Linked DNA regions of Homo sapiens: region 1 is linked to region 2. Evidence: read pairs that join two places in POLR2A ChIA-PET (ENCODE). Cell type or tissue: GM12878. All regions are shown on one strand. Each heading gives the region's core, and the rest is flanking DNA. Links, peaks and the distances in the headings are about the cores only.

Region 1 (2,809 bases), core at 95-2,594, 50 kb after region 2:
TTACAGGCGTGAGCCACCATGCCCAGCCAAACTTCTTGTTTTCTAAACAAAAATTGGACTATCCCTCACAAGTTAGTTTGAAATTTGATTGTTTTCAGTTTATCATGGATTTCTTCATATTTGATAACACAGTGTTCAGTAATATGGGTATACTGTAAACGTATAGTATAGGCAACACGTATAAAGGGTGACCAAGAGTATAGAATCTGGGATCAGAGAGCTGGAATTCAAGCCTTATTCTGCCACTTATTTGTGTAAATTTGAGTAAGGTTGTTAACTTCTCTAAACCTTGGTTTCCTCATCTGTTAGACGGAAATAGTAATAGCGTTGTTCATTTATTCAACAAGTATTTACTTTGTAGCTATGTCAGATACAGTTCTAGTTACTAGAGATATAGCAGTGAACAAAACAGACAAGAAGAAGACAATAAAAAAGACAAAGCTGGATGTGGTAGCTCACACCTGTAATCCCAGCACTTTGGGAGGCCGAGGCAGGCAGATCACTTGAGATCAGGAGTTTGAGACCAGCCCGGCTAACATGGTGAAACCCCATCTCTACTAAAAATACAAAAATTAGCCGGGCGTGGTGGCGGGCGCCTGTAATCCCAGCTACTTGGGAGGCTGAGGCAGGAGAATCGCTTGAACCTGTGAGGTGGAAGTTGCAGTGAGCCAAGATCCCACCACTGCACTCCAGCCTGGGTGACAAAGACTCCATCTCAAAAAAAAAAAGAAAAAAAGACAAGTAAGTCAAATGTATGTTAGATGGTGACAGAAGAAAAATAGAGCAGGACAGGAGGAGAGGGAATTTTCTTGAGGAATGGGAGGGGATTGCAGTTTTAGATAGGGTGGACAAGGGAGGTCTCATTGAAAAGAGGACATTCGAGTAAATACCTAAAAGGCGAGGGAATAGACTGTGCAGATATCTGGGGGAAGAGCATCTTGGCAGAGGGAAAAGCATGTCTAAGGTCCCGAGTTAAGAGCAAGTGTTGTACCTTTCAGGAGCAGTGAGAATCTCCTTGTGGCTTCACTGGAGTGAATGAGGAAGAGAGAAAGAGGAAATGAAATAAAACCAGAACAGTAGAAGGGGGCTGAATCACTTAGGGCCTGGTAGATCACTGTGAGAATTTGCATTCTAGGCTTTTATTCTAGATAAGAAGGGAAGCCATTGAAGGTTTTTTGTTTCTTTTTTTAAACATGACTACCATTGTCACACCTAACTAAGTTAGCAGTGATTCCTTAATATCACCTAATTCTCAGTCTGTATTTAGATCTCTCCAGTTATCTCCAAGGTATCCTTTCACAGATGGTTTATTCCATCAGGATCAATAAGTTGCATTTGTCTTTTTGTCACTTTTATTTTATGTCAGCTCCCCCCACCCTACCCCCATACATTTCTTTCACACCATTGATTTGTTGGAGAAACCAGGTCATTTGTTTTATAGAACATCTCACATTTGGGATTTGGCGAGTAGCTTCCTCACAGTTTAATTTAACTCATTCCTCTAGCATCCATATTCCTTATAAACTGGGAGTTAGATCTAGTGGTTTGATTAAAGCCAGGTTCAATTTTTTGGATGAGAATACATTGTAGGTGGTGCAGTGTACTTCCTATTGTGTTGTATCCTGAAGCACTTAATGGCTAGTTGTTCCATTTTGGGTGATGCAAAGATTATGTAGTGAGTTCAGGTATTGTCAGCCTGATCTCTATATTTTAGAGTTTCTCATCAACCTTTTACATATTTTTAGCATCTATTTGATCATGGAATCCATTTCATTAGCAGTCACAAGATAATGCTTTTTTTAATTTTTATTTTTTTTAGAGACAGGGTCTCACTCTGTCACCCAGACTGCTGTGCAGTGGCTCAATCATAGCTTACTGCAGCCTTGAAATCCTAGGCTCAATCAGACCTCCCACCTCAGCCTCCCAAGTAGGTAGGACTACTGGTGTGTGGCCAGGCACAGTGGCTCACGCCTGTAATCCCAGAACTTTGGGAGGCCAAGGCGGTGGATCATTTGAGGTCAGGAGTTTCAGACCAGCCTGGGCAATGTAGTGAAACCCCTTCTCCACTAAACATACACAAATTCGCTGGGTGTGGTGGTGTGTGCCTGTAGTCCCAGCTACTCTGGAGTCCAAGACAGGAGAATTGCTTGAACCTAGGAGGCAGAGGTTTCATTGAGCCAAGATTGTGCCACTGCATTCCAGCCTGGGAGACAGAACGAGACTCTGTCTCAAAAAAAAAAAAAAAAAAGTAGGCTGGGCGCGGTGGCTCACGCCTGTAATCCCAGCACTTTGGGAGGCTGAGGCGGGTAAATCACTTAAGGTCAGGAGTTCAAGACCAGCCTGCTCAACATGGGAAAACCCTGTCTCTACTAAAAATACAAAAATTAGCTGGGTGTGGTGGCACATGCCTGTAATCCCAGCTACTTGGAAGGCTGAGGTAGGAGAATTGCTTGAAATGGGGAGGCGGATGTTGCAGTGAGCCGGGATCCCACTGTTATTCTCCAGTCTGGGCAACAGAGCCAGATTCCATCTCAAAAAAAAACCCAAAAAAACAAAAAAAAAAAAAAAAAGAAAAGAAAAAGTAGACAAGGGGTCCTTTTTTTTTTTTTTTTTTTGAGATAGGGTCTGACACTCAGGCTGAAGTGCAGTGGCCCAATCATAGCTCACTGTAACCTTGAACTCCTGGGTTCAAGTGGTCCTCTTACCTCAAGCTCTCAAGCTCCCAAGTAGCTGAGACTACAAGAATGTGCCACTGTGCCCAGCTAATTTTTTATTTATTTTATTTAATTTGTTTATTTATTTATTTATT
Region 2 (2,809 bases), core at 10-2,509:
CCTGGGCAACAGAGTGAGACCCTGTCTCTAAAAAAGAAAATAAATAATTAAAAACATATATGATAGGCCGGGCACGGTGGCTCACACCTGTAATCCCAGCACTCTGGAAGGCCGAGGCAGGTGCATCACCTGAGGTCAGGAGCTGAAGACCAGCCTGGCTAACATGGTGAAACCCCATCTCTACTAAGAATACAAAAATTAGCCAGGCGTGGTGGTGCACGCCTGTGGTCCCAGTTGCTTGAGAGGCTGAGGCAGGAGAATCGTTTGAACCTGGGAGGTGGAGGTTGCAGTGAGCCGAGATCGTGCCACTGCACTGCAGCCTGGTGACAGAGCAAGACTCCATCTCAAAAAAAAAAAAAAAAAAAAGAAAATTGGGTGTGGTGGTGTGTGCCTGTAAGCCCAGCTACTCAGGAGGCTGAAGCAGGAGAATCGCTTGAACCCAGGAAGGAGATGGATGTTGCGGTGAGCCAAGATTGTGTCACTGCACTTCAGCCTGGGCAACAGAGTGAGACCCTGTCTCAAAAAAATAAAAATAAGATACAGATACAGGTGAGTTTGATCAGATGCTTCTCTTGTTGAGTAAGAAGATGATCCCTAGAAGTATGGCCCAGAGGCAAATAATCTTTCATGTCTAGCTTGGAATAGAATATTCTAATACTGACATTCAGCTTTTCTGCCATTGACGTAAAGAAGGCAGTATTATTTATTACTTTCTCCTACCAGAGGCGTTTGGAAATGAATTAGAACATTTTTTAATGTCACAATGGCTAGATAGTACTACCAGCATTTAGTGTCCTGGACAATAGTGCCCATGAGACACACTGGATTAAAGAGTGTTGATTGTATGAGTTTGAAGGAGATCTCAAGGTTGGGATTAGGCATATGTAGAGCCTGAAAACAAACTGGATACATAACAATTGTCTAGTAGACTTCTGAGAAAGGTTTATTATAGTAGATGGGGCAAAATCTGTCTTTATAGGTGAATAAGTCTGATGACACAGCAGAACATCTTCTGGAGTTGGGCTGGTTTACCATGAACAACCTCCTCCCCAATGCTGTCTATAAGGCAAGTCTTTTTTCCCCTTTCCTAGTCCATTTGCATGTTTTTAGCACGGGGCATTTATAACGGCCCTTCAGTATAAATCCACTATGGAAAACAATGTGGTGATCTGAGAGGGTGAAAGCTTGCCCAGCTTAGCAGTACCATTGCTTCTCCTCTCATTCTGCAGAGGATTTGTGGGTTGCTTTATGGCAGGAAGGACATTGGGTTGGGCTCTTCTTTACTCTCTATCCTACAGGTAGTACTGCGGCCCCAGAGCTCCTGCCAGTCTGGGCGACAGCTAGCTCTCCGCCTCTTCAGCAAAGTTCGGCCCCCTGTTGGGGGTATCTCTGTTAAGGAGCATTTTGAGGTTAGTAAGCAGTCCCTTAGGGACCTGGGAACAAGGGACATTCAAAAGCCACCTGTGTGTTACACGATATTAGGAGTAGGTAAACTGATGATGGTATCTGAGCTTAATTGCTTCTTGAATCTTTTTCCTTTTTAGGTAAATGTGGTGCCTCTCACCATCCAGCTGACACACCAGTTCTTCCACAGAATGATGGGCTTTTTCTTTCCTGGCCGAAGTGTGGAAGATGATGAAGTTGGTGATGAAGAGGATAAGTCCAAACTGGTGACTACTGGTGAGAACTTTTATGGTGGAGCCCCAGAAGAATAGGGTAGCAACCCCAAAGACAGCTGAGACTTCAGAACGAGGATGGATGACAGCTGGTACACTTGCTTTTTCATAGGAATACCAGTGGTGAAGCCTCGGCAGCTGATTGCAACAGATGATGCAGTACCACTGGGCCCTGGGAAGGGTGTGGCACAGGGTTTGACTCGGAGTTCTGGGGTCAGAAGGTCATTTCGCAAATCGCCAGAGGTACCAAACATGCCCCTGATGATAGAAAAATGGGAGAGTCTTGAGGTCCTGTTTGGTGTGGCTTGGGATTTCTTCGGTTTCCTCTAAGTCCATTCTAGGGATAAAAGAAGAGGGAGATGTTTGGGGTCCTGAGTTTCTTCTGATGGATTCAGGGCTCACACTCCTTGCCTGCCTTTCTTAGCACCCTGTGGATGACATTGACAAGATGAAAGAGCGAGCTGCCATGAACAACTCCTTCATCTACATAAAGATTCCACAGGTTCCACTGTGTGTCAGCTACAAGGTCTGCACCTCTCAAGCACTTTGTAGAACAGGGTGGGAAGGGAACCAGATAAGATCAGAGATTCTATACAGGGAGACAGCTAGGTTGTTTGTGATGCTGAGCTGTGGGTGATAAATCTGCTGTTCCCTCTGCTCCCCTCAAGAGTCAGCATCATTACGAGGCTGAGGTAAGGGGAAATCAGTATCTGTAGGTTACTATTGTAGGACTTGGCACTCAAGTGGCTGGCTGGGACTCAAAATGGCAGCTGATGTATTCCCCACCCCTCTTTTTTTCTTTCCCCTCCCCCTCCTCTTACAGGGTGAGAAGAACAGTGTGGACTGGGGTGACCTTAACCTGGTGCTGCCCTGTCTGGAGTACCACAACAACACATGGACATGGCTAGACTTTGCCATGGCTGTCAAAAGGGACAGCCGCAAAGCCCTGGTTGCCCAGGTATCCCGCCAGGGCTCATGGCTGTTTGGCTAATGGGGCTGGCAGGCAGATCCTCTTTTCAGGAGCCTTTCATTTTAGAATCCATGAATAAATATCCTTGGGAAGGGGCAGGTGCATGAAGTGAGTGGCTTCTATGCCTACCCTCTCCATGACCTCACTCAGATTATTAAATTCA

What was found. ChIA-PET counts read pairs that join two places held together with the same protein. Peaks named below come from ENCODE experiments on the same cell type or tissue, not always from the same donor. Only the 100,000 strongest peaks of a DNase experiment are listed, where the experiment ranks them.
Region 1: POLR2A ChIA-PET joins it to region 2 with 5 read pairs; 16 of 35 experiments call an interaction of 5 or more read pairs at or near these places.

The regions. Positions count from the first base shown.
Region 1 is chr17:28,566,033-28,568,841 of GRCh38, reverse strand. All of the region lies in intron 3 of PIGS (phosphatidylinositol glycan anchor biosynthesis class S), which reads left to right. Among named protein-coding and RNA genes, the nearest start is that of PIGS, 4.1 kb to the left of the region's middle. In GM12878, for the core only: no CTCF peak of the experiment used is centred there; a DNase peak (open chromatin) is centred at 1,041; H3K4me3 peaks cover 2,109 bases; H3K27ac peaks cover 1,943 bases.
Region 2 is chr17:28,615,489-28,618,297 of GRCh38, reverse strand. It overlaps BLTP2 (bridge-like lipid transfer protein family member 2), which reads left to right. Exons shown (of 39, transcript NM_014680.5): 33 at 980-1,066; 34 at 1,299-1,409; 35 at 1,545-1,680; 36 at 1,789-1,919; 37 at 2,101-2,202; 38 at 2,500-2,634. SPAG5-AS1 (SPAG5 antisense RNA 1) reads right to left here. Exons shown (of 3, transcript NR_040012.1): 3 at 921-2,013. Among named protein-coding and RNA genes, the nearest start is that of RSKR, 2.7 kb to the right of the region's middle. In GM12878, for the core only: no CTCF peak of the experiment used is centred there; no DNase peak of the experiment used is centred there.